Linked DNA regions of Homo sapiens: regions 1, 2, 3 and 5 are each linked to region 4. A link is a contact called in ENCODE Hi-C or POLR2A ChIA-PET data. All regions are on one chromosome and are shown on one strand. Each heading gives the region's core, a stretch centred on a gene start or an enhancer-like site at or near the end of the contact. The rest is flanking DNA. Distances are from core to core; before and after follow the strand shown.

Region 1 (5,014 bases), core at 1,614-4,113, 1.8 Mb after region 4:
TCATAAATATTCACAAACCATTCTCCACTATGAAGACTTTCTCAGCTATGTACCACCATCTTCTAGAAACCCAGGCTCCTTCCACAGACTTCTTTTTTCCCTCTATTGACAGCCTTCTAAAACCCTAAATTCTGTTCTACTCTTTTTTTGTCTAAACTTTATTATTTTAATATTTATATTTTAGCATAAAATTTTATATTTCAATATAAAATATTACATTAATATTAATATTAAAATAGTTTACTATTTTAATGCAATTGTCTTTAAAATCAAATTGGCAAGTTTTTTTAATGTTCTTTTTTAAAAACTTTTTCATTTCAATAGTTTTTTGGGGGAAAAGGGGTGTTTGGTTACACAAATAAGTTCTTTAGTGGTGATTTCTGAGATTTTGGTGCACCCATCACCCAAGCAGTGTACACTGTACCCTATGTGTAGTCTGTTATACCTCGCCACCCCCCCATCCCTTGGTGACAATGGCTTTATAGTACAGTTTGAAGTTCAGTAATGTGATGCCTCCAGATTTGTAATAAAATTAATATTAATAAATAGTAATATTAAAATTAATTATGCTAATTAATATTATTGTGATATTTTATATTTTAATATAAAATATTCAATTATATTAATATTAAAATATTCTAATATTTTAATGCTATGCTTTTAAAAATCAAATTACAAGTTGTATAAAATTTTAATAGAACCAGGGCCAAGATTAGGGGGAGGAAAGTGAGGAAAGGGTATATACACATGCAGGATCAGATCCTCTCTTTATTTTAAATTTTCATCCTTTGTTCATCAGGGATTTTGTTTTCATTAATTTTGATTTTTAAAAGACTACTTTATAGTGCAGTTTATCTTAACCACGAAGTTTTTTGACATCCCCCTCGACCCCTTTTTTTTTTTTTGTATCCCAGGCAAGTGCCTCACTCAATATCACCTTAGTTATGGCCCTGCCAGTTGAGGGGGCTCAGGGAAAAAGACTTATCTTTCTACATTAAACATGTCAGTTTAGAAGCTCTTCCAAACCAAAAGGTAAGTTCTTTTCCCAAGCAGAATTTTGTCTTCAAACTCCTGCCAATTTTGAGAAGAATTTTTTTCTTGTGACCCCTCCCTCATTAGGCTATGAGATCCTTCAGAATAGAAAATGATGCTGTATCCGCTTCCATAGCCCCAGCACCCAGACTTGGTAGATGAATTATAAATATTTACTGCATACAAGGATCCAGTGCAGAGCTTTGTAAATTCCATTTGTTATTTGTTGAATATATTCACAGGTTTTCTTTTTATGTTAAAATCAAACATCTTAGAAAACCAGCTGGCAAGTACCTGAAGACATCATTTAATCTAATCTTTTCATTTTGTACATTGGGAAGCTGAGGCCAACCTCCATGGTTATACTTGCAGGCAAGTTGCTTAGAGTTTATCCAAAAAAATGATATTTCTGATTGTCAGGGTACTAAATAATTTTGGTAGCATCCCAGTAAGCAGAACAGAGTAAAATTCTCCCAGGGGTTCATGAAGCCCCTGCAATAACACAATGCTACTAATTAATTAATTAATACAATGCTGTTATTTCTGCCAACAGAAATCTCAGAATATGAAAAACACACAAGAGAGGCTAAATGGGAAAATTACTGACACCCAAGCCAATGACCTGAGTCAGAACAACTTTTATCAGAATGAAGCGCAGAAATATTAATATCAAGAAGCTGAACTTTTAAATCAAAGCCAGAAAATGTATTTGCCCAAGGTAAAGGCATGAGCAGAAGGTTTACAGAGAGAAGGACAATGATGATAAGGAAAGCTTGCTTCTTTACAATGAATGCATTGTGACAAACTCGTGAGGCACCAAGCAAGCTGACAAGGGTCCCTTCTTCCTTGCACCTAGGACAGTTTGGCTAAAGGACATCTAGGGTGACACGCCTCAGACAGTCCGCATTAATTTCACATCCTGGAATAGCCCGAAGAACCTGTCCAACCTGACTGTCAGCCTTTTCAAAATCACTTTTGGAATTCTTTGTTCAATCCTGCTTGGTTTACACTGGAACGTCTCTTCTGGGACTTCTCTGGTGACTTGATCTTTGTCCACAATGACATAGCCCAGGAGACCCACCAATACCCAGATTTGCCCAGTGGGTGACACTAATATTAGATCCAATTAGAAGTGTCAATTCAAAACAGATGAAGGACACATTTACACACAAGTCAGGGCTGCCACAAATTCATTTCTTCCTCACAATATCCTCTAGCAGAAAAAAGGGCAAACTGACCTTGAAGAAACCTCCTTTTTTTTATCGGTTACCATGGCAGCATGAACCGTCTCTCCCCAGGGCACCTGCCCATGGGTTTGCACCTGCCAGCTGGTAGCAAGAGTGCACCAGCAGCCTTGGTTCCCAGTGGCTGTGCTCACATCATCAACAAAGGTACCAGCAGTGCCAATTGGCTTCACGATATGGATACCTGCCCGCTAAGCATTGGCCTGGAGCTCGGGGACTTTCACAAAGGCCAGCCAACAGCTGGCAGGCAGGAACCTCCAGGTCATTGTCATCCTGGGCTGAATTGGAACATGCACTTGGGAGACAAAGGCTCTGTCTGTAACCACAGCATCCCTTCCTCCCTGGGTGTTTTATTTTCAGCTCTGGGTCCCCTGCTATGGGAAGGCCATGTGGCTGAAGGTGTCTTTCTTGTTTTTTTTTCCCCCCCCTCCTTTAGCATTGTCCTGCCTTGTGCATGGTGCAGAAAAGCTTTCTCTGTCCCATGTCTAGTTTTATTGCAAATCAGAGAGCTCACCATAAGTCATCCTGGGCCAGTGGGTTCAGAGGTGGAGCTGGTAACCAGAGGCCATGTCAAACTTCCTCCTCTGGCTCCATACCAAGGCCTCGGAGGATTTTTTGTCACATGAGGTTACTGTAGTTTCACATCCTCTAAAGCAAAGCTCTGTCGAAACTCTCTATTCTCACATGGCTTCAGCTCAAACAACCACCCTACTCAGCTGCCTTCCTAACCCTTTCAAGCCGTGAATCAGGAGACCTGGGTTCCAGTTTCAGCTCAGTCTGCGTGCCCCAGAGCAATGACGGGGCCTCAACTTCTTTATCATGAAAATTAAGAGGCCAAAGTACCTTTCACTCAGGTTCCTTTCAACTCTCTCTCCCCTATCTTAAAAAAAAAAAAAAAACAACAGCTTATTTTTCCTGTTGCTTTTAGAAGAAACTCTTAACCTGAGACTCTCTAAAAATGAATAGAGATTATTGTGGTTTAAAAAATAAATGGCTACACACAGCAACCTGACTGTATCTCAAAAATATTATGGTAAATGAAAGAAGCTTCACATACAAAAGAGCTCATACTGTATGGTATTATTAACATGGAATTCAAAAATAGGCAAAACTAATCTACAGTTTTAAAAATTAGAATAGTGGTTGCCTCTGGCTGTGAGGTAGGAGCAGGGATTACCTGGGAAGGGGCAAGAAAGAATTTTCTGAGATGAAGGTTATATTTTATATCCGGTTAGGACTGGGTCACACAAGTAAGCCTTCATCAAAACTCACAGACTGCTACTCTTGAGAGGATCAATAGAGGTAATAAAGCAATTATAGCAAAATATTAATTGCAGGATCCAAGTTGTGAGTAAATGGGTATACCCTGTTTAATTCCTTCAACTTTCCTGTAATTTGGGAATCTTCATACTAAAATGTTAGAAAAAAACACGTTCTAATACATTTCAAAATTCCTGTCTCACTCATTCTCTCCTTTCTTCCATCCCCTCCCTCTTTCTTGACATGTGACCTTCTTTTCCCATTAAATGAGTCAATGGAAATGGGAATATTTATTGATTTGAGCAGTTAAGTCACCAGTGCTCTGTGATGACTAACTACTTTATCATTCATTGCCCATGGCTTTCAAGGGAAGAGGACAAGCTCTGTGCATCTTTCTCAAAGAAAGCGTTCCTACCTGTAAAAGTCTGTTAGAAAGGACTGCAGATTTAATAAGCATCTTTCAAGAGCTCTGTCCCCATTCCAACTCACCCCAACCCTCCAGCCCCAACACATTTGTTAAAAATTCACATTCAGAGATGCAGGACCCTCAACCTTGGACTTCCCAGACTCCAGAACTGTAGGACATAAACCTCTTGTCTTTACTTTAAAAAATAATAATAACATTCAGTCCCTTTTTTGAAGGTTTTTATCAGGATATCTCAAACTTAACACTGAAAGGAGGTAGCAAAATTTCTGTTTCCTCCATGTCTTTGTACTTGTAGAAATGGAGGCACAAAGGTAAGACACAGGTGTGACCAGGCCCTTCGAGTGGTTCAGCTGACTGAATATACACCTAGAGACCCTAAAACAAGCCACAGGGGTGAGAAATCAGAGAATTAGGAATGCGCAATTTAAAAGCACTGCGGTTTCCAATGTGAATTGACTGGAACTGAGGTTAAAGAAGAATTTCAGCATTTTTTGGTCACCAGTTTCTCAATGGACCATTTCCTGTCCTCTCACTGTCAAGTTTAGAGAATAAAACAAACCTCAAGGATGTATCTCTGCTCCACACCCTGTCTCAAGGCAAAGTTAGTGGTCACCAACAGCAAGATAGCACACACTGCATCTACAAATGTATGTGACATATCTTCACATTTTGTGTGTGTGTGTGTGTGTGTGTGACCACAACTTCAAAGAAACGAACAAAAGAAGCAACCAATAATCATAATGAAGAGGTTAAATTTTACCAGAGCCAATTGGGCAGAGAAAAAAAATCCAAAAACACAATGAAAACAAAGAATATTAGACCTGTTAAAAAATAATAATAAAAACCTTAGAGTTCATTTTAGTCAAACTTTTCATTTTGCAGAAAAAGAAACTGGATCTCAAATTTCCAATTTAATGAAAGTTATGTCTGAGAATATAAATCTGAGACCTGATCTCACCACCAGAAAATAGGGTTGGAATTGACCTTATAAATAATATATCTAAGCCCCTCAGTTCACTGGTGAGGAAACTGAGGTTCAAAGAAATTTCAG
Region 2 (5,112 bases), core at 1,598-4,097, 1.4 Mb before region 4:
ACATATAGGAATGAACAAAATTAAAATCTAATAAGAACATACAAGTTATATCACTATTCTCCTTGCTATACGGTTATAAAATATGATGAGATTATGAACTTTAAAACAATCTTCCCAAAGATATTGAGAAAATAAATATGGATTAAAACGTGATTCTATATTTCTCCAGGCAAGATGACTTCATATACAACTAGGCATATAAGTAAAATTTAAATATTTTGTATAGTCCTAGGGTGGAAAGTCTAAGAAAAAGACCCCAGTTTCCAGAGGCTACTGGCCAATTCAGGACCAATAAATATATTTAAACTGGAGACAAATATAAAATCATGTAATTATGTATGATCATTGATAGCATTGCTGTAAGATCCAGTTACTTACCATCTGAGATCTTTTATGCATTTGGAATGTTTATTTTTCAACCTTGGATATACGGTTTGATACCTCTACCTTAAAAAGAAGCTGTGTCTCTTGCTGCCATTAAAAGACAGGGTAGGGGGAAAAGTCAAGTAACAATACTTGTTAGCTTCTCTTTCCTTTAACTTATCCCTGGGCAGGGGTGGGGGAACCTTTAAGCAGAGAAAACAAACTTTCCCTCCAGCACATCATTGTATAAGGACTATACCATTTCTCTGAATAAAGAAGAAATAAATTCAGCTTTGGAACTCTGCCATTGAGTGGCGGCTCCTGCAAAGGGGACAGTTTGCTATTAATTGTTAATGTCGTCTGCCATTAGAGGGCACTAAACAACTCTACATTAATGAGTTGGAGGGAAGAGAGAAAAGGAGACTGGAAAAGAAAGAGAGGGAGAAAAGGGAGGGAGAGTACGGGTAGAGTCTGGGTAGAGGGAGGGAAGGAGAGAAGAGGGGAAGGAGTAGGGGAAAGAGAGCAGAGGGAATGAGTTGGAGGACTGGAGGGAAAGGGAGAAGGGGAGAGAGACAGCGAGACAGAAACAGACAGAATGATTCTGGAAAGATTAAGAAGGATGTGGAGCCCCCACAGCCGTCTGAAGTGAGCAAAATCCAGTCTCCCCCGGGCCGCCCGAGCCCCTCCCCTCCCGTCCTCATGACGGTAATTATAAAGCGAAAAGCGGCGGCGAGGTCACCCGCTTTTACCAGCCTGCTGCACCGAATGCGCGCGGTGCAGGTGCGGCGGCCGCGGGGCTTTGTGATTCATGCCCACTTTCAAAGGGGGGCTTGGGCCCGTCTGAGAGGCACCCAAACAACTGTCTTCTAATATTAGCACGGCTGTATTTCGGGATCTATTATAGTCTGTCCAGACAGATCCCATTGTAATGGGATCTTTTATTAAAAGATTAGCACTATCTCCTGCAGTTGGTGGAAAAAAATCTGTTATCACTGAGTTATTTGCAGTTGTGGAGGGGGGAAGGTTGACGGAAGATGGGGGGTGGGAGGGCTAGAGGAGGACTGGGGGAGGGTCTGGCGGGGGGAGGGCAGTTGCAGGGGGGGAAGAAGGGCAGATTTGAAATTCGTAGAACAAATCCCAGTGACCTGCGAATGTCCAAGAATTTTGTCTGCATACTTCGCTATCTGTTGTCCTTCGGGCTTCAGATGCGAAAAGAACAAATTTAAAAGGCAGCTTTGGAATAAACAATATAGCATTTTCCGTGAAGTAATCGTTTTATATAAAAGGAAATATCGCCTCCTCAGTTTCATTCAGCGGTGCCAAAAATGTTATAAATGAGAGACCCGCCAACTTTCAGCGAAGAATGCCAGGCACTGTACTTAATAAACTGAGGCTACAGAAGTTCATTATGGATGTTGCAATCTTTTTTATTCCGCGAAAAGAGAGAAGACGAGACAGAAAGAGAGAGAGATTGGAGCCGAGGAGACTGAGAGACAGACAGAGGCACACAGGACAGAAACTGGGGAGTCTCCAGGCGGGAGAGGAAGGGGGGGCCAGACCGCCTACGTCGGCGCCCCCGCTCCGGGCTCCGACTCCAGACGCCGCGAAGTGAAAGGGGAGAAAAGAAAGGGAGAGGGCGAGGCTGTGCCGCGGGGAGACCGGGCCTGAGGTGTTAAACATTTTTGTTTGCTTCCGACTAGTCCAGACGAAGGGCCGCGTCTCGGTAGCGCTCTGCCAGGGTGGAAGGTGCCGGGGCCGGGGTTCCTAGCAACACCTCTGGGCTGGGGGTGGCTGCAAAGTCAGGCACTCACAGACCCAGACACAAAACCTCGCGGGTCCCGCGCCCAGGCTGCGGGTGCCCGGAACCGCCGCGAGGCCGGCGCGCTCCGACCCGACCCGGGGCGGGATATTTGGGCAGCCCGGGGCTCTTCGGCCGTTTGCAAAAGTCTCTTTGGAGCGGAGGAGAGGCAGCACGGAGACAAACTCCCGGGTTCCCCCCGCCACCGCCTCCAGCGCCCCCACCGCGCCCTCCCTCTCACACTCGCGCGCGCGCGCACACACACTCACACACACACTCACACACACACCCGCCACCCCGGGCGCGCCGGCGCTGCCGGCGAGCGGCGGCGAGCAGGACTTGAAGTGGGTGTTCTTCCCCACTCCCCACCCCCGACGCGTAGCCCCCAACCCCCGCCCCGGTCGCCTTCCCCCTCCCTCTCGCTCCTACGCAAATAAGAACTCGACGATTCCCTTCCAGCCGTTTTGATTTCGGGCACCTCCGAAAGATAATTGGGAAGGGTTTCCAGAAGGTGGGAAATGTCACCTGATTCACACTGAACTTTTGAAAGCTCCCCACCCCCAAGGAGCCGCGCACACCCTCGCTCGCGGCCGCCCTCCCACAGCCCCACACACTGGGAGACCGCCCACCGCAAACCGCGGAGACCCCCGTCTAGATTTAAAGCGCGGCTGCGCCCGGCTTCTGACGTCCATTGAATCGCGCGGGCGGCCGGCGGCGAGCGCGGGGCTGCGCCGGGATCGCTGCGCCCTCCGCCGCTGGCCTCTGCGACGCGCGCCGCTCGCCCGAGCCACCCGCCGCCGCGCCGGCTCCCCGCGCCGCTGCGCTCCTCGCCCCGCGCCTGCCCCCAGGATGGTCCGCGCGAGGCACCAGCCGGGTGGGCTTTGCCTCCTGCTGCTGCTGCTCTGCCAGTTCATGGAGGACCGCAGTGCCCAGGGTAAGCGAGTGGGGATGCGCTGGGGAGGCTTGGCTGAGGACAGGGGGGTCGACTTTTCTGTGGTCTCCACTTGGTCTGTTCTGAGCAACGCTGCTCTCGGAAGATGTTGAACCAACTTGGGGACTCCGGGATGGAGAGGAGTGGGAAAATTGTAGGCAATGACACTTTAGGACTGGGAACTGAGTTTGGAGCTCGGTTATCTTGAAAAAGGAAAGGGAGCGAGCTGGGGTCTTAGTAGTTAGGGTTAAATGCTCCAAGTTCTGGCCATGATAACTTTAGATGTGATCTCCTCTGTTTGGCTCTGAAGAAGGGAACAAGTATCAGTAGTAGCCTGGAGATTTCAGTCGACCCATTTGCAGTCTCATCTCTCTCCCTCCCACATCTTTTGGATACTTAAAAAAAAAAAAGGAAAGAAAGAAAAGAAAACCTGGGGGTTTGGGGGAGAGATACTGAATTTTATTTGGTGGCTGGGGGACGTGGTTTCAGAAACTTTGCCCAAACTTGGAAATGTGGGTGCTGAAGATTTTCAAGGGAAGTAGCTTTCTGCCTAGTGGATGCTTCTTCCAACCCCATCCCCCATTCTCGCAAAAAAAAAAAAAAAAAAAAAAAAGCCAAATTATTACCCCAAAGTGCTTTGAGCACTTTACAGTTTTTTTCCCCTCTGCCTCATTCTTCTTTCTGACCCTTAGCTTTCTGTAAAACAGTGAGCAGCCCATAACTGACTTAAATTCTGAAATGGGTTAAGAGCAAATTTCTGAAGCTTGCCTTTTAAAAATAGATTTGTTTATTTCAATTAGTCTTTGGGCAGAATGTTTAAAATAATAATAGCAGCTTGCGATCCAATGATTGTTAAAGTCATATTGGTGATTCATGAGAAGTCTTCTCGACCCAAATCCGAACATTAAAAAGGGGGAAGAGGGAGAAATCACTTGCAAATATTTCTTGCTAGGTATGAGATAGGTACTTATAACCGTGAAATGGTAGGAAGACTCCCCCCTCCCCCCACCTTAAGGCATTACTTTCCCTGCTTCAGCGTTAACATTTTAAGTATGTTGTAAACTGCCCTCCTGGGCACTGCCCCTCGCCGTCTGCATGGCACTGCGCTGGGTTGCCCGCCTTTAGAGGAGAGGCTCTGCCTGGTGCCCGGACGTGGGCGCGGAGGAAAGCAGCCCTCGGAGATTTCGAAAGATCGCGGTGGCCGCGGGCGTGCTCCGGTCTGGCGGATTGCAAAACGGGCCCGTCGGGCTGGCTGCGCCTGGAGGCCGCGCGGGGTAGCTCCGGGCTGGGCCGGGTTGCTTTTTTGCTTTCATTTTTCAGAAGTGCCTTTTGCTTGATCTGTTTCTCTCTCTCTCTCTTTCTTTTCTTTCTTCCTCTCTCTCTTTCTTTCTTCCTTTTTTTCTTTCTTTCTCTTTCTTTTCTTTCTTTCTCTTCTTTCTTTTCTTTCTTTCTTTCTCTTTCCTTCTCCCTCTCTCTCCCCTCCATCTCTCCTCTCTCCTCTCTCTCGTTCTCTTACTTTCTTAACCCCTGTCACAAATAATTCCTGTACCCGCCTACATGAAACCAGCATGTAAAAACATCCGTCGCATCCTGTTTTTGTCAGGTTCTTTAATCTGCTCTTCGAGTCTCTGCAGGTTATGAAATGGGACGAATAAAAGTAAACAGTCTAGTAAAAGTCAATGCAAGCTGCACGTGTTGTGTCTGGGTCACTGGTAACTGACATTGATATGGCTGGGGCGCCCTGTCTTCTCCCTCTCTCCCTCCCTCCCTCTCGCCCACCTCCCATCTCTGTGATCAGGGCTTCCCCCTCCACTGCCTTCTTTTTCCACCCCTCCACCCCTTTCGATTTATTTCCTACTTTTCTCCCGCGTCTCTCTCACTTCCCCTCCTCCACGCTCACCCCCTCCCCATCCCCGCCGGGTCTCCTTCGCTAGCCACCTCGCTCTCCCTGCCCTGCCACCGCTCACTGCTCACTCACCCACCTCCCCACCCTTGTCTCTTCACAGCTGGGAACTGCTGG
Region 3 (4,455 bases), core at 1,566-4,065, 1.8 Mb after region 4:
TCCCCACTCTCACCCAGTCCCATCCTCTGCCCTACCCACCCATCCCCGACAAGCTAGGATTTCATTATCCTCCAACTGAACCATATAAAGCCTCCATTTAGGAATTCTCATACATATTTTCATGTTAGCAACACCCACCATCTTCCCTGGAAAGTTCCCATTAGCTTTCCCTTAAGCACTCAAAATACAGTGAGACTTCACATTAACATTTTAACACAGAAACCTCTGTCCTGGCTTTTCGGTTCACTGTCATTCAGGGGGAGGGAAGCATTTTACCATACTCTGAGAATCAATTCCTGAGGTGGAAAAATGGGGACATTTTTCTAAACATGTTTGTTTCTGATCTTCCTTGCTGTCCTCCCCCAGCCTCCCATGAAGCTGATATCCCCATCGGATTGGACCTGCACTCTTGGTGAAATGTTGCTGCTGCTGCTGCTGCTGCTGCTCATGAGAGCAGAGAGATTTTTGTGATCTGTTTCTGGCACAGACCAATAGATCTGTTGTTTTCCATGGCCAAAGCTTGAACTTCTAATCTTGTCCAGCCATTTCATAAACTTGGTTATGAGACCTGTCCTACAGGGGACCAAGCAAGAGAACCATTCGAGAGCATCAGTGTGGCTAAAGATCAGCAGGCCCAAGTGGTAGAAGGTGGCCAAGAGGGTACTGACCCATCAGGCAGCATGTCCTACCTACTACCTGTGCTACAGAATCTTGTCTTCTGCTTATTCTCTGCACTCACACAAAGGAACTCAGTGAAAAAAGCAAATAATGATATGTGATCAGTTGCATTCCTGGGTTAGCCAGTATAGGAAGAACATTGCCTTTTTATAGAGATACCAATTCATAGACCATTTTTAAAGCTGAAAGAGAACACAGGGATAACCTCTCCAACTGCCTTTTTTTTTTTTTTTAACAGATGAAGAAATTGAGGTTTTAAGAGATAAATGGACCGACCAAGGATCACAAGAGCTGAACAGGAACTGATCTCCCTCTTTCTGTACTTTTTCCGTTGCACTACACTATTTACAAATATTATTTACAAAATGCATTTTTAAAATATAAGCGTATGATCAGAGACAGAAAGAGGATGTATTGGTAGAATTTTTTCCTTGAAAATTATTTGTAATGCCATAATGTTTTTACAGGCAATATGCATAGCTGAATTGTTCCTGGAGAGTGATAAAGTACTCAGGATCAAAGAAGTTATTTGGTTGCCAGGAAGAAAAAAGGAAGAAAGTAAAGTTGGATAGAGAAAACCAAGATGGGAGGTTTAAATATGTATTGGGGTGAATATCAGATCAAGGAGGGAAGAATAGGGATGAAAAAGGAAACACATAGAAGAAGGATATTAAAGATCAGGAGAGACAAAAACACTTCCAAGAAACCTAAAAAAGTAGTTTCAATGGTAAAGTGTGAGAATCCTTAATGTTAGCAATTTAAAAACCTGTGAGTCCTAGAAAAGGACAATGGGGGAATGATCTCTACTAAGCAGGTGATTTACCTATTTTCTCACTCCATCCTCACAAAACCCCATTAGAGGTTATTATTATACCTATTTTACAGGCAAGAAACTATGTCTCAGAGAAGTTAGCTTGCCTAGGTTCACAAAATGAAAATGTAGTAAAGCCAAGATTCTAATTCAAGATTGTCACCAAAATCCATCCACCAATCTAGAAGTCATGGCTTTCTTTACATCAGTAGATAGTAACACAAGTAATAGTGCAGAGATTAAATCTTTTCTTAGAGTAACGTTTAAAAAGTAACATTAGCATGTCATATTTGTGCCTCTAACATCACAGCCTGGAAATGCTATGTTCTACTAACCTTTACTTTGGGTCAGAAGAAGTTACTGCCAGGCATTACAGGAACTTGGACTTGGGTTTTGGAACAATCAAAGAGTAACTGATGTGGGAAGTCCTTTAATTCTTCCAGTGATAAAAAGATGATTGTACCAAGGGCTCATGTCCCCATTTCCAAGTGAGACAATGTGAGTCCTCACCTGGCAACTATAGTTTATTTTTTCTACCTCATTTTAATTCAGAGTAGGCTTCAGAAGTCCTAGTAAGTATTCAGTTTCATTTCCTTCATTCTTATGTATTTTTTAAAGTTTGGTCATATTTTCAGTATAACTTAGCTCCAAAAATTCTAATAGCACCTCTATTTAAGAATATATCACAAGGTATCCATATGTTGGGGAAATGATAATTGACTAAAAGTTCAAATTCTCTTGATAATTTTCTGTTCCAAGGAAATTGAGTGTGTGTGTGAGTGTGTGTGTAAATACATATATATGGAATATATAGATACTCATTTAGGAGGTACATTTTGCTTTCTCTTAAGATTACAACATAGCTGGAAATTAATTTAATTTTCTTCATCTCTTGTGTGGTTTCTTCTTTTGTTCTACATATTACTTCTTAATCTCCCTACCCGCAAAGGGGTTATAATAGCAAAGTAACTGAACTGATGCCATTTTTGAAGTCCTAACATGACAAAAGAATTTTAACAGTTATCAGAAGTTGATTTGATAGATTTTAATAGATTTAGTTGATTTCAATGGATTATGATTTCAAACGACAGCAAAAAGGGAGTGAGGAGATTGGAAAGGACGAGAACATCAAATTAACAGAATGGAGTTTCCTCAACTGAGATAACTTTTGTTAAAACTTTTTTTAACCCAAAGCTGAATTTACTTTCTATTCATTTCCACACTGAATTATAAACAACACGTTTTGAGGTGTTGTATTTAGATGTTTTTAATTTGGCCAGTCTAATACACAACCTAAAAAGTTTCCATTAGGGTGCGACAACGCCTAAAAACAAAACCAAACAAAACCTTTTCCTGTTCTGCTTAAGGTGGGTGGATCAAAGAATGTTTAGGCAGATAAGAGGGTTTCAGAGGTCGTACAGTCCCAGTTACCCAGAAGATTATAAAGAAGGATTTTTAAAATCATGGCTGTCAAGGGTTTCTTGTCCAAAAAAGCAAGAGAATTCTCCAAACAATTGTTGGTTAATGTCCAACGCAGTTTGCTACATTTCACATCTTCTCTGTCTTCAAAGGCTACAAATTTGAAACTTTACTGGGTAGGAAGGTTTTGAAACTCAAGTTCCATTTATTCTTGGCCAAGCCCAGCCGTCTGGTTCCCAAGATGGGCATGCGAGAGGGTCAAACTGTTGAAATAGTTATTTCCCCATCACCCGAGCTCCCCAGAGGATGAGTTAAAAACAACTTTTAAACAAGTATAGATCTAAAACACAACGAAAAAGGTATTTTGGGTTGTAACAGCCAAGGTCCAAGGTGTCCTGGCTCTGCAGATTGAGCCCCACCTGTCTTTGTGAGTAACTTCTTATTTCCTCCCCAGAGTGGTGGAAAGACATGTTCATTGCCATTTGGAAGCAAGACATAAAAGAAATCACAAAGGGTAAATTAGGACTGCTGCACCACACCGGAACTTAAAGGTTGATTTAATGTTTTTTTGGCTTTGGGGAGTTTTTTTGTTTGTTTTTTTTTGTTGTTGTTGTTGTTTTGTTTGTTTGCTTTTATTATGGTACTCTCTCATAAATATGAACTGAACTTGCCTTTATCAGAGTACAAATAAGAGAGACATTCTGAGATCTTCGGTTTGACTCCTGGGTGAGTCATCCTGCACCCCCACCGCTCGCCCACCAGTCCCCAGGCTGCCATTACATTTGAAAAATAGCAAGCGAAGAATTATCAGAGGGAAAATCTAAACTATAAAGAAAAAACTAGGCCAGGGACAGTGGCTCATGACAGTAATCCCGACACTTTGGGAGGTGGAGCCCAGGAGTTTGAGACCAGCTTGGGCAATATAGTGAGACCCCCATCTCTACAAAACACTTAAAAAAATTAGCCAGGCATGGTAGCACACGCCTGTGGTCCCAGCCACTCAGGAAGCTGAGGCAGCAGGATCACTTGAGCCCAGGAGGTTGAGGCTGCAGTAAGCCATGATCGTGCCACTGCACTCCAGCCTGGGTGACAGAGCGAGATCTTGTCTCAAAAAAATAAATAAATAAAATAAACAAATAAATAAATGAGCAATCTTCCTTTTTGTCCCCTACGCTGCCATACACAACACAGGATTGAAAGTGGATACCTCAATGGTTAATCAACACTCTGACCTCAGTTTACACATGCTCTGGGAAGGAAGCCCCTTTATGAGGAGTGCATTGTGGGAAAACAAGGGGAATGTTCTACATAAATCTCAGGGCAAAGTGCCTGTCCTGCAGCTGCATAACAAAACAGTTCCATACACACCATCCATCCACCCATGCCCTAAATAAGATTCCCTCTAGATAAATGTAGGGCATCTCCCACATTTTTCATCCCCTTTCTCCAGTTTTAGGGCTCATTTTCTTTTATACTCCCCACATGGTCCCCAATTCTTTTTCCCTACATCATTCTCCTTCATGTTGAAATTAAATAATGTGTATAAA
Region 4 (4,560 bases), core at 874-3,373:
TGCACCCATTCAATCAGGGCAGTATAATTTCTGTTTCCTGCTGAGCTACTGAAGGTAGGATGAGATGAGAGCAGAAAGCGCCAATCACCACACCTGATGGTACTCTCTGTTCTCATCTCGCCCTACATTCAGTAGCATTCAAACTGACTGCTCTTTCCTTGAAATCCTTTCCTTTCTTGGCTTCCATAAAGCAACAGGCTCTGTGTTAACCTCCCACTTCAGTGACTGCACCTGCTTAGTCTCCTCTGCTAGCTCCATGTCCTCTAAGCCATCTCTGCACTCAGAGCTCAGCCCTACCTGCTCTCTTCTTCTCCATCTACAAATTTTTTCCCGCCCCATGGTTTGAAGTACTACATGGAAAGGACTCCCAAATTCATACTTCTGGTTCTGAGGGGCCCCCTGGGTTTCAGCCTTACTTGTGTATCCAAAGCCCTTGTTATGGACCAAATGTCTGGCCTTCTCCCCCACCTCCCTGCCCAAATTCAAATGCTGAAATCCTAACCCTCAATGTGATGGTATTAGGAGTGGGGGCCTTGAGAGGTAATTCGATCTTGAAAATGGAGCCCACATTAATGGGATTAGTTTCCTTATTGGGAGAGACCAGAGAGCTAGCTTCCTCTCTCTGTTCTCTACCATGTGAGGATACGATGAGAAGACAGCTGTCTACAAACCAAGGAGAATGCCCTCACCAGACACTGGATGTGCAGGCACCTTGATCTTGGACTTCCCAGCTTCTAGAACTATGAGAAATAAAATGTTTGTTATTTAAGCCACCCAGTCCATGGGGCCTTATGTTATGACAGCCTGAACTGAATAAGATAGGCCTGCTTGCCATTTTCCCCCAGTTGTCAAATAGTCATCTCAAAATTAATGTGACAAAAATGGAAGCCTTGACTTCTGCTCTGCAAGCCTGGTCCTCCTCTCATCCCCTTCATCTCTGTAATAGCACCACCATCTATCTCATGGTTCAAGTCCAAACCTTACGAATCAACACTCATTCATCTCTTTTCCTTATACCCAAAGTCCTGTTAGCCCTACATCTAAACATGACTCAAATCAATCTGCTTCTCTCCATCTCTGTTGCTGCTCTAATCCAAGTGACCATCGATGCTGTGTTATCTCCCCAGGGTCTGGACCAGCAGCTGACACAGCATGTACTCAATAAGTAGTTGATGAAGAAATGAAGAAATTAATATGAAATTTTTTTCTATTTGAAGTTGTCAGTTTACCATTTTCATAGGAGAGTAATGGAAAGCCAGCCAAACTATTTTACAGCAGAACTCAGAGACCTCAAGGAAAATTTAGAAGTCAGTAAAGTGTGTATCTTAATACCCCCAAATGCCAGTCCTGCTTTTGTTCCCATGGGGACCCTTCTATTCCTCTGCCATCTTCATAATTTCTCAGAGTAAAAACCTACCCTGAAGAAAGGGGCTGGAATTCCTCACACAGAAATATAAATCAATGATAGCCACTTCAACGAGTGTCCTCACAGAGCATTTGGGAGCAAGACTTTACAATGAAGGAAGAAAGTTAAAGCAAGTCAGTGGATTGACAGCAGCCAGTGGGGATTTCTTCTGTTTCTTCTGACAGGCAGCTCTGGAGACTCAAGGCCATACGAGGTACTTCCTTCAGCCAAGGTTAGATGCAGGATTAGTCCATTAGTCCAATCCATACAGATGTTCATCGTAGGCCACACAGTAACAGGAGCAGTTGCGAAAACTGCGGGAGCTGACATTCTGAATGACACAGGGTTTCTCTCATTCTTCTAGCCCTGTAACCCCATCATCCCTCCTTCCTATTTAGTAATGGGGTGACAGCTTCTATTTTTACAAAATAGAAAGAATAAGTTCTGACTCAAGAACCCATGGAATAAGGAGTGAATTTCCTTCCTGCTTCTCTTCCTTTCCTATCAGTGAGTCAGGACGAAAAGCCAAGTCTCTGAAACCAAAGCCCTTAGCCACCACATTATGCTACCTCCCATACCCTGAGTCAAGGTAAATACAAGGTACTGTAGGTACCTGCACTGTGCCCGGTACCTACAAGGCATCTGTCATGCTCAGCTGCTGGGTAAACGGCGTCTGATGCAGCAGTAGCCCAGAAACAGCTGTGGCGTGTCCACATCCTCTGTCCAGGGAGGTTGCAGCTCATGGCTCATCATTAAACCTTTCTCAGAAGCCAAGAGACCCTCCTGACTGTGACTCACTGTATCAGACAGTTGCTTCACAGAACACAGTCCAGCCTCCCTCCTCCTCAGAAAGCCTGTATTGCAAAATGAGGCTTTTGAACAAAACGTCTTCACCAGCTCCCCGTCCTGCGTTACCATCGAGCAGCTGCTGCTTGCACTGCTGCAAACTAGCCTAAGTCCATTTGGCCATTCAGCAAACATCAGGCTATTTTTCTGGTAAATATCAAAAGCTGATGATCCTCTGGAGGTTCTAAGTGGGTGGAGTTAGACGTTCCCTTCACCACACTCTCACCATCAGGTGCAGAACAACAAAAGGGGCAAATTCCACCTAAAGTCACAATTCAGTCCCACAGCCTGCATGTAGCAGAAGAGGTCCCACTCTCTGCCTTAGCTGCACAATCACCCCTTACATGAAAGGCACATTCCAGGGTGAGTGAATGCTCATCTTTGTAGTCAAATTGGTGACAAAAATCCTCCATGAAGCCCGTGAAAGAAGAAGCCAAGGAATTTTCAACCTGGAAAGCAGTCGTTAAAGTCCTGGGCTGACCAGATTCTTAACCTTCATTCACATATGCCACTGAATGTTCGTGAAAGGACAGTGAGTCCTGTACTAAGCTTCCATGAATTTCAGCACTTAAAATTATTTCTGACATCCCTTCTGCTAACTTACTAATGCTCTCAGGCTTTATTTCAGTAAGTGCCAAGAAATTCGCTTTTGAGGTTTAAGTTTCTGTTTAGGATTCTGCATAGCTAATTAATAACCTCATGATTTCAAAGACTATTAATCACCTCTAAAATGATGGATTTAACTTGTACACAAAAATTATATAGTTTATACAAATTACGTTATTTGTTATTGTTGCTTTATTATATATATTAAAGTGTATAACATGGTGTTTTGATATACTTATCTTGATACACGTATGCATAGTGAAGTGATTCCTACAATCAAATGAGGTAACATGCCCATCATCTTTGTTACCTTTCTTTTTCTTTTTTGTTTGTGATAAGTACCTAAAATCTGCTATCTATCTTAAACACATTATTTTAAAGTAAATTAACCTACAGGCCGTAGAACATTGAATGTCTGCTGTTAAAATAGGAATAAACACTAATGTTTCTCACTTCTGGGTAGCCCTCATCTTCCTTCCAAAATAAAGCAATTGGCATTCTCTCTTTCTCTCCCCCTCTCTCTGGCACGCGTACACATGCACACACACAGATTTTCAACACACTTCTCTGCTTGAATTGGAAGAGACTGGGAAAATTAGACAACAGCTGTGTACTTCCAAGAAGTCTCCTATTTCTCTGGCTCAGCACAACTTGTGATTTAGTTCATTTGCTCACTGTGCAGCATTTCTCAGAAACCACAAAGAACATGAATGCAGGTGGCATGACTGGAAGGCTCAGAAAGTGCTCTGTGGTCTCTGTATGAGTTTGAGGTTTCAGATTCTACAGATGGCACATGTGAAACTGACACTTCACTGCACTGCATCTCTGGCTCTGTAATTGAGGGGCAGCTGCTTCCTGGTAATGCAATAAAACCCAAGGGCCCAAAAGAAAGGCTTAGAATACTCCTCTCCCCTGCCCTCAACTCCCAAGTGCCTTTCCACCAAACTGCTGTGTGGGAAAGTCACCTCTCCAGCCTTGTCACTCCCGTACACCTTATACTCTTCTCAACTTTCATTACACCCTGCGGGGTGACCTGGTGATTTGAGTGCCTGTATCTTTATTAGTCATAAAATTATGTCTAATATTCTAGATGGCCCCATGGCACCTTGCATAGTTTAGGTTCTTCACAAATATTTGTTTCCATTTTACCTATAGCTCATTCATTCATTCATTTATTCAATGATTTTTGGACTCAGGGTAGAATATTCAAAGGTATATTCAAGGGGGGAGGATTTCAAGGTGGATTCATTTTTTAGCATTAAGTTCTGCTTAATGGTGGTTTTGTTTCAAGTATCCAGATGCAGCATTAGAGGTTAGAGACTAAAGACAAGGATAACTTTATGGGAAGTTGGTCAAGCTCAAAGCTATCATACCTCTTTCCAAACATGTCTCTTGGATAGATAAGAAAAATACTAATGGTAATGACAGCAACAAAAACAGGACGATTAGCATTTCAGGAGTGTTTACTTTTTTCAGGCACTGCTGTAAGTGCTTTACTCGCTCCACACAGTTGCTTTATGAGGGAAACACTATTAATGTCCTCCATTTTACAGATAACATGGTGCCTGGCATCCTGCTGCTAGAGATTAGTATTTAGCAAGTTTAGACAATACCCTCTGTCAGGCCATTCCCTCCTTTTAAATGTGCACATCCCTCAGCATGATGATCCCCTGCAGTAGTCCAGGTGACAAACACGCCTTAGT
Region 5 (4,957 bases), core at 926-3,425, 1.2 Mb after region 4:
TCTCGAGCTCCTGACCTTAGCAGCCCACCTCAGCCTCCCAAAATGCTGGGATTACAAGAGTGAACCACTGCACCCGGCCGAATTTCTTCGTAAAAATTTGGCTTTGCTTTTTAAAATCATACACAGAAGAAAGGCAGAACATGACCTCTCCTTTATAGACAATGAACTTGTCTGATATGATCATTGTTACCAACTCATTAGCTGAAACTTGTCAGGATTTTTGATGAGTGCTCCAAACAATCTTGTCCTTTGTACTACTGTACTATCTCACATCCAATTACTAACCAGGCCTAACCCTGCTTAACTTCTGAGGTCAGGTGCGTTCAGGGTGGTTCTGGCCATAGACCACTGCACTGTCAAACGTGAGGTAGATGGCAATGAGTATATGCAGAAGTATGATTTAGAGATGTGGGAATTCAGTGCGAAAATGTGGTTGTGAATTAAACAATGGTAATGCAGTGTTAATTATTGTCTCCTAAATACAGTTTCAGACTTTAAGAGTTATTCTCTTTAAACAACCGCAAGAAACCCCCCCACAAAACCCAACTCTTGCATAGTTTGGTGAAGGGGTGGGGTGGGAGGAGTGCTATCATTTTTCATACACCTACTTGGTGCCAAGAGCTTTGTATATTCTATCTCATAGAATCTTTACATGATCCTAAGGGGTTAGTAGTTTTAAGCCTATTTTACAGGCAAGGAAACTGAAATACAGATTAAGTAATTTGCCTAAGGCCATTGACTGAGTCCATGGTAGAGCTAGGGTTCAATACTTGTTTCTCTGACTCTGGAGAAAAAAATGTTCTTTCCACACATCATGGTGGTAGAATTTCATTTTGGGAATGAGCTCAGATGCTAAAAAATTCCTTTCTTTGTAATTGTAGCTGGATTCAAGGTTGTCTTACTTTCTAAAATGATGGTTCTTACTAGTGTAAGGATTGGTACCCTATATTTTTGTTTCATTTGGCATTGCCTCAAGGGTCCTCCTGAAAGTGCAGTTGGCAAACATTTATTTTTATAAGATATATACACATACATAATACATATTCTCCCACCCAGTTCACCGTCACCACAAAACTTGAGAACATCTTGAAAATAACTGGTGATCCTCTGAATGGCTCCAAATCAAGACCCAAATTACTTCATTACTTTTCTAAATACTTGTGCAATATAAATGGGCTGTGAACACTCAGTCAAGTAAAGGGAAATTTCCTGCCGCTTTTTTTTCTTTTTCTTTTTTTCATTTGGGCTGATGAGAAATAAGAATAAATCCTCTTAGAGTTAATAATGTGAAAACCAAAGCTTTCAAAAGCAGCTCAAAGGCAGCGGTTGGTATTGCACACTTTATTTAGGAACATTTTCCTACAACTGCTTCCTTCTCCTTTCTTCTTCTTCTTTCTTCAACTTCTGTTGGGCCCGCAGAAATTGTAGTTGTCTTATGTTAAAATTCTGGTGACCAGTTAAGGGGCAAACATCAGGCTTAGCAATTGGTATCTGTACTAAGCAGTGACAGAAATCACGATTAAGCTGTGATGCACATAAAGGCAGATGCTGTGGCATATTCAGCATGGTATGCTCCCTGCACTGAGCACACAGTAAGTGTTCAAGAAATGCTTACTGGAAGAATTAATTAGTGAATTGCAGCTTATCAAAGATCACTTGGACTCATAGGGAATATAAAATCAGAGTCTGTTGGATAAGACAGCCATCTGTGTCCAAGTTATGGAGACCTTTCCAACCAGTTACTTCCTGGAGTTTCACTGAGGGATAAACTGAGCCTTCGAAGCATCTAGGAGCTGACAATCTAGCAGTCACTATCAGGCATGTTGCAACAAACACCCAGATGGCCCTGGTGACGGGAGAATTCTACTCTTCTGAAAATCAAAAAGTATTGATTGGCTCAAAGAGTGAGGAGGAACACATATTCAGTTAAAAATATAAGCTCTCCAGAATGTTTTGAGGGGAAATGTTAAGTTTTGGTTGACTTGGGATCTGATTTTAGATTGCTGATAAGACAAAATGTATGTTCTAACTGTTGGGTGCATAGTAGGGTTGCTTTGGAACAGTGTCTTGTGTTGATGAGTAATTCTGCGCCTTGAACCTGTGCCACCACAATTTCAGTTAAAGGCTTACAAGTCCTATCAGCTTCTCAGAACATTTTTTTTTTTTCAAAACCACTTTTGTGTTTTCTGAACCAGAAATCTGCTTTAGTGCTTAGCAGGTTTCATGTTTCAGAACTGTACTTTTAGAGTGTCTCTAGACAACACTGAAAGGCACACAGAGAGAAATGTTGATGTGGCTGGGTGCTTGGTTTGTTCCCCGTCTTGGTTGGCGGTTCGGGGTGGGGTGGTGGAGGGGGAGGGTTAAGAATTATAGCAGGTGTCTGCTGGCTGAGAGGTCAGTAAACAATTCCAGATGCTTTGAAGGATCTAGAATTTCCAGCAGCTTGGCTCTGGTTGACATTTAAAAATTAACATACTTAATCCTCTAATCATATATGATCACCCCCAACAAAAGTGATAGAGGGTCTCCCTTAGATAAAAAATTGGAATTAATATGTACTTTAAAAGTAGATCTAGTTTTAAAAACTAGATGGTGTTACAAGTACAGTAATGAAAGCCATTTTCTTTCATTTTTATTTGAAAAACAATCTTATACATCAGAAAGCTTAGTAAATTAATTCATTGTCTTTGTTTTGGAATTTCCTAAACTGAGTAGATAGACGGTGAGCATCACGATAGCCAAAGACTGTAACTGAAGGCCAAGAATACTCTGAGGTTGGATTTTAGGGCACTAGGAAGGGCTGCTAATAACGACACTCTTTAAAAACTCTCACTTTCTCCCTGTAATAATTATAAGAATAATATGTCTGACATTTTTAAAAAAAGACTTTAGAATGGGAGTTTTCATAATTTAAATCAGACAAGAAAAACAATAAAACGAACTTAGGCCATAGAAGTCTAGGAGCCAATTCTAACAAGAACAAACTTATAAAACAAAGCCTTCAGAATAGAAGCCTAAGTTGATAGATTTAATTTTCAACAAAAAAAGAACATCTACATTCTTCTGCACTAAACTGTGAACTCCATCATAGCAGGGATGAAGCCCACATGAGACATGGCAGGTACTGAACAAATATTTGTTGAATAATTAAAATAAAACAATCTTCCTGTTCCAAGGAGATCACCTTGGGAGGCTATACAATTATTCTACTCATTGCTCAAAATACTTTTGGGAGGTTTTTTTTTGGAAATTGCCACTAGAGCAAGAGCTCTATCCATGGATAGAAATAAGGATGTGTGAGTTTCATCAGAGAAATAATTACATCTTTATTTTCACTAACTTCTTTTTTTTTTTTTTTTGAGACGGAGTCTCATTCTGTCACCCAGGCTGGAGTGCAGTGGCACCATCTCGGCTTACTGCAACCTCCACCTCCTGGGTTCAAGAGATTCTCCTGCCTCAGCCTCTCTAGTAGCTGGGACTACAGGTGCGAGCCACCACGCCCGTTGAATTTTTGTATTTTTAGTAGAGATGGGCGTCACCATATTGGCCAGGCTGGTCTTGAACTCCTAGACCTCATGATCCGCCTGCCTTGGCCTCCCAAAGTGCTAGGATTACAGGCGTGAGCCACTGCGCCCGGCCTATTTTCACTAACTTCTAATTGAAATTTAACATCTTTTTCAATTATGAATATAGGCAACAACCCACAGTAGTATAAACAGTACCTGTGACTTTGCCACCTCTATAAATTATAGGTACAGTGCTATTACATTAGTGATTGCAGATCACTACATGTCTCACTACTTCAACAATTGTAGCAGTTTGTGCTCCTACCATCAAATCTTATTTAACGCATTAATAAACAACCTTATATGTTATTATCATAAATTTGGTCTTTAAAATGTTTTCTAGCCTTGGCAACATGGTGAAACTCTGCCTCTACAGAAAAAAAAAAAATTAGTTGGGTATGGTGGTATGCGCCTGTAGTCCCAGCTACTTGGGAGGCTGAGGTGGGAGAGTCACTTGAGCCTGGGAGGCAGAGGTTGCAGTGAACTGAGATTGCACCACTGCACTCTGGCCTCACAGAGTGAGACCCCGTCTCAATAAATAAATAAATAGGCTGGGCGTGGTGCCTCACACCTGTAATCCCAGCCCTTTAGGAGGCCAAGGTGGATGAATCATTTGAGGTCAGGAGTTCGAGACCAGCCTGGCCAACATGGTGAAATCCCGCCTCTACTAAAAAATACAAAAATTAGCCACGTGTGGCGGTGGGTGCCTGTAATCCCAGCTACTCGGTAGGCTGAGGCAGGAGAATCACTTGAACCCTGGAGGTGGAGGTTGCAGCTAGCTGAGATCGCACCACTGCACTCCAGCCTTGGCGACAAAGCGAGACTCCGTCTCAATAAATAAATAAATAAAAGAATGTTTTGATAGCTGTATTTTAATATTTTGATTTCTTTCGCAATCTTATATGTTTCATTTTCTGTAATTTCAGATATTTTTCCTTTTTGATATTTTTTTCCTTTTAAAAAGAAGTTTAAATAGAGATGAGGTTTAGCCATGTTGCCCAGGCTGATCCTGAACTCCTGAGCTCAAGCAATCCTCCTGCCTCGGCCTCCCAAAGGGCTGGGATTACAGGTGTGAGTCACTGCACCCAGCCTAATTTCAGGTATGTTTCTGAGAAGTTATCCATAGGTTTCACAAACACATGAAGATGTGTCCATGTCATAAATATGGGTAAGGACTCCTGCTCTAAAGTCTACAGGACATTTTTAAAAAATTCTAATTGGTATAAAATTTTATTTACTTATTTATATCTCATAAACACCTCTAATACCATGAAAATCTTAGTTTTTTGAGAGTAGGTTTTGGAAATAACAGTCACCTGGAGTCAAGTCTGGGAAATAAATTGGATAGCTGAGTCAACAAAACAAAAGAAGAAAGGGCCATAAAATAAAAT

What was found. A loop is a pair of places that touch in the nucleus more often than their neighbours do. ChIA-PET counts read pairs that join two places held with the same protein, here RNA polymerase II (POLR2A). Pooled maps may share reads with other maps.
Region 1: a map with no recorded cell type shows a loop between it and region 4 (14-fold over the local background). The contact joins two enhancer-like sites. A Hi-C loop is called at or near these places in 3 of 37 single-sample maps with no recorded cell type and 3 of 50 pooled maps.
Region 2: a map with no recorded cell type shows a loop between it and region 4 (4-fold over the local background). The contact joins the promoter of FST here to the enhancer-like site in region 4. A Hi-C loop is called at or near these places in 1 of 37 single-sample maps with no recorded cell type and 1 of 50 pooled maps. POLR2A ChIA-PET finds 5 or more read pairs at or near these places in 1 of 52 experiments (WTC11).
Region 3: a loop to region 4 is called in a pooled map, with 13 times the contacts of the local background. The contact joins two enhancer-like sites. A Hi-C loop is called at or near these places in 5 of 37 single-sample maps with no recorded cell type and 4 of 50 pooled maps.
Region 5: a loop to region 4 is called in a map with no recorded cell type, with 8 times the contacts of the local background. The contact joins two enhancer-like sites. A Hi-C loop is called at or near these places in 2 of 37 single-sample maps with no recorded cell type and 2 of 50 pooled maps.

What each region holds. Positions count from the first base shown.
Region 1 is chr5:56,667,293-56,672,306 of GRCh38, forward strand. No RefSeq gene overlaps it. Among named protein-coding and RNA genes, the nearest start is that of C5orf67, 64 kb to the left of the region's middle. RefSeq lists a silencer at 2,910-3,204 and an enhancer at 3,154-3,203. Within about 2 kb of position 2,864, at least 15 of the 41 ENCODE cell types and tissues checked have a DNase peak (open chromatin) inside an H3K27ac peak, as active enhancers do.
Region 2 is chr5:53,477,782-53,482,893 of GRCh38, forward strand. It overlaps FST (follistatin), which reads left to right and starts at 2,848. Exons shown (of 6, transcript NM_013409.3): 1 at 2,848-3,095; 2 at 5,099-5,112. The coding sequence starts at 3,011. RefSeq lists an enhancer at 4,081-4,150.
Region 3 is chr5:56,689,721-56,694,175 of GRCh38, forward strand. No RefSeq gene overlaps it. Among named protein-coding and RNA genes, the nearest start is that of C5orf67, 86 kb to the left of the region's middle. Within about 2 kb of position 2,816, at least 3 of the 41 ENCODE cell types and tissues checked have a DNase peak (open chromatin) inside an H3K27ac peak, as active enhancers do.
Region 4 is chr5:54,899,373-54,903,932 of GRCh38, forward strand. No RefSeq gene overlaps it. Among named protein-coding and RNA genes, the nearest start is that of ESM1, 84 kb to the right of the region's middle. RefSeq lists a silencer at 300-457. Within about 2 kb of position 2,124, at least 2 of the 41 ENCODE cell types and tissues checked have a DNase peak (open chromatin) inside an H3K27ac peak, as active enhancers do.
Region 5 is chr5:56,146,501-56,151,457 of GRCh38, forward strand. The region is part of intron 6 of ANKRD55 (ankyrin repeat domain 55); the gene reads right to left. It also overlaps the pseudogene RNA5SP184. Among named protein-coding and RNA genes, the nearest start is that of ANKRD55, 84 kb to the right of the region's middle. RefSeq lists a cis regulatory region at 1,970-2,470. Within about 2 kb of position 2,176, at least 4 of the 41 ENCODE cell types and tissues checked have a DNase peak (open chromatin) inside an H3K27ac peak, as active enhancers do.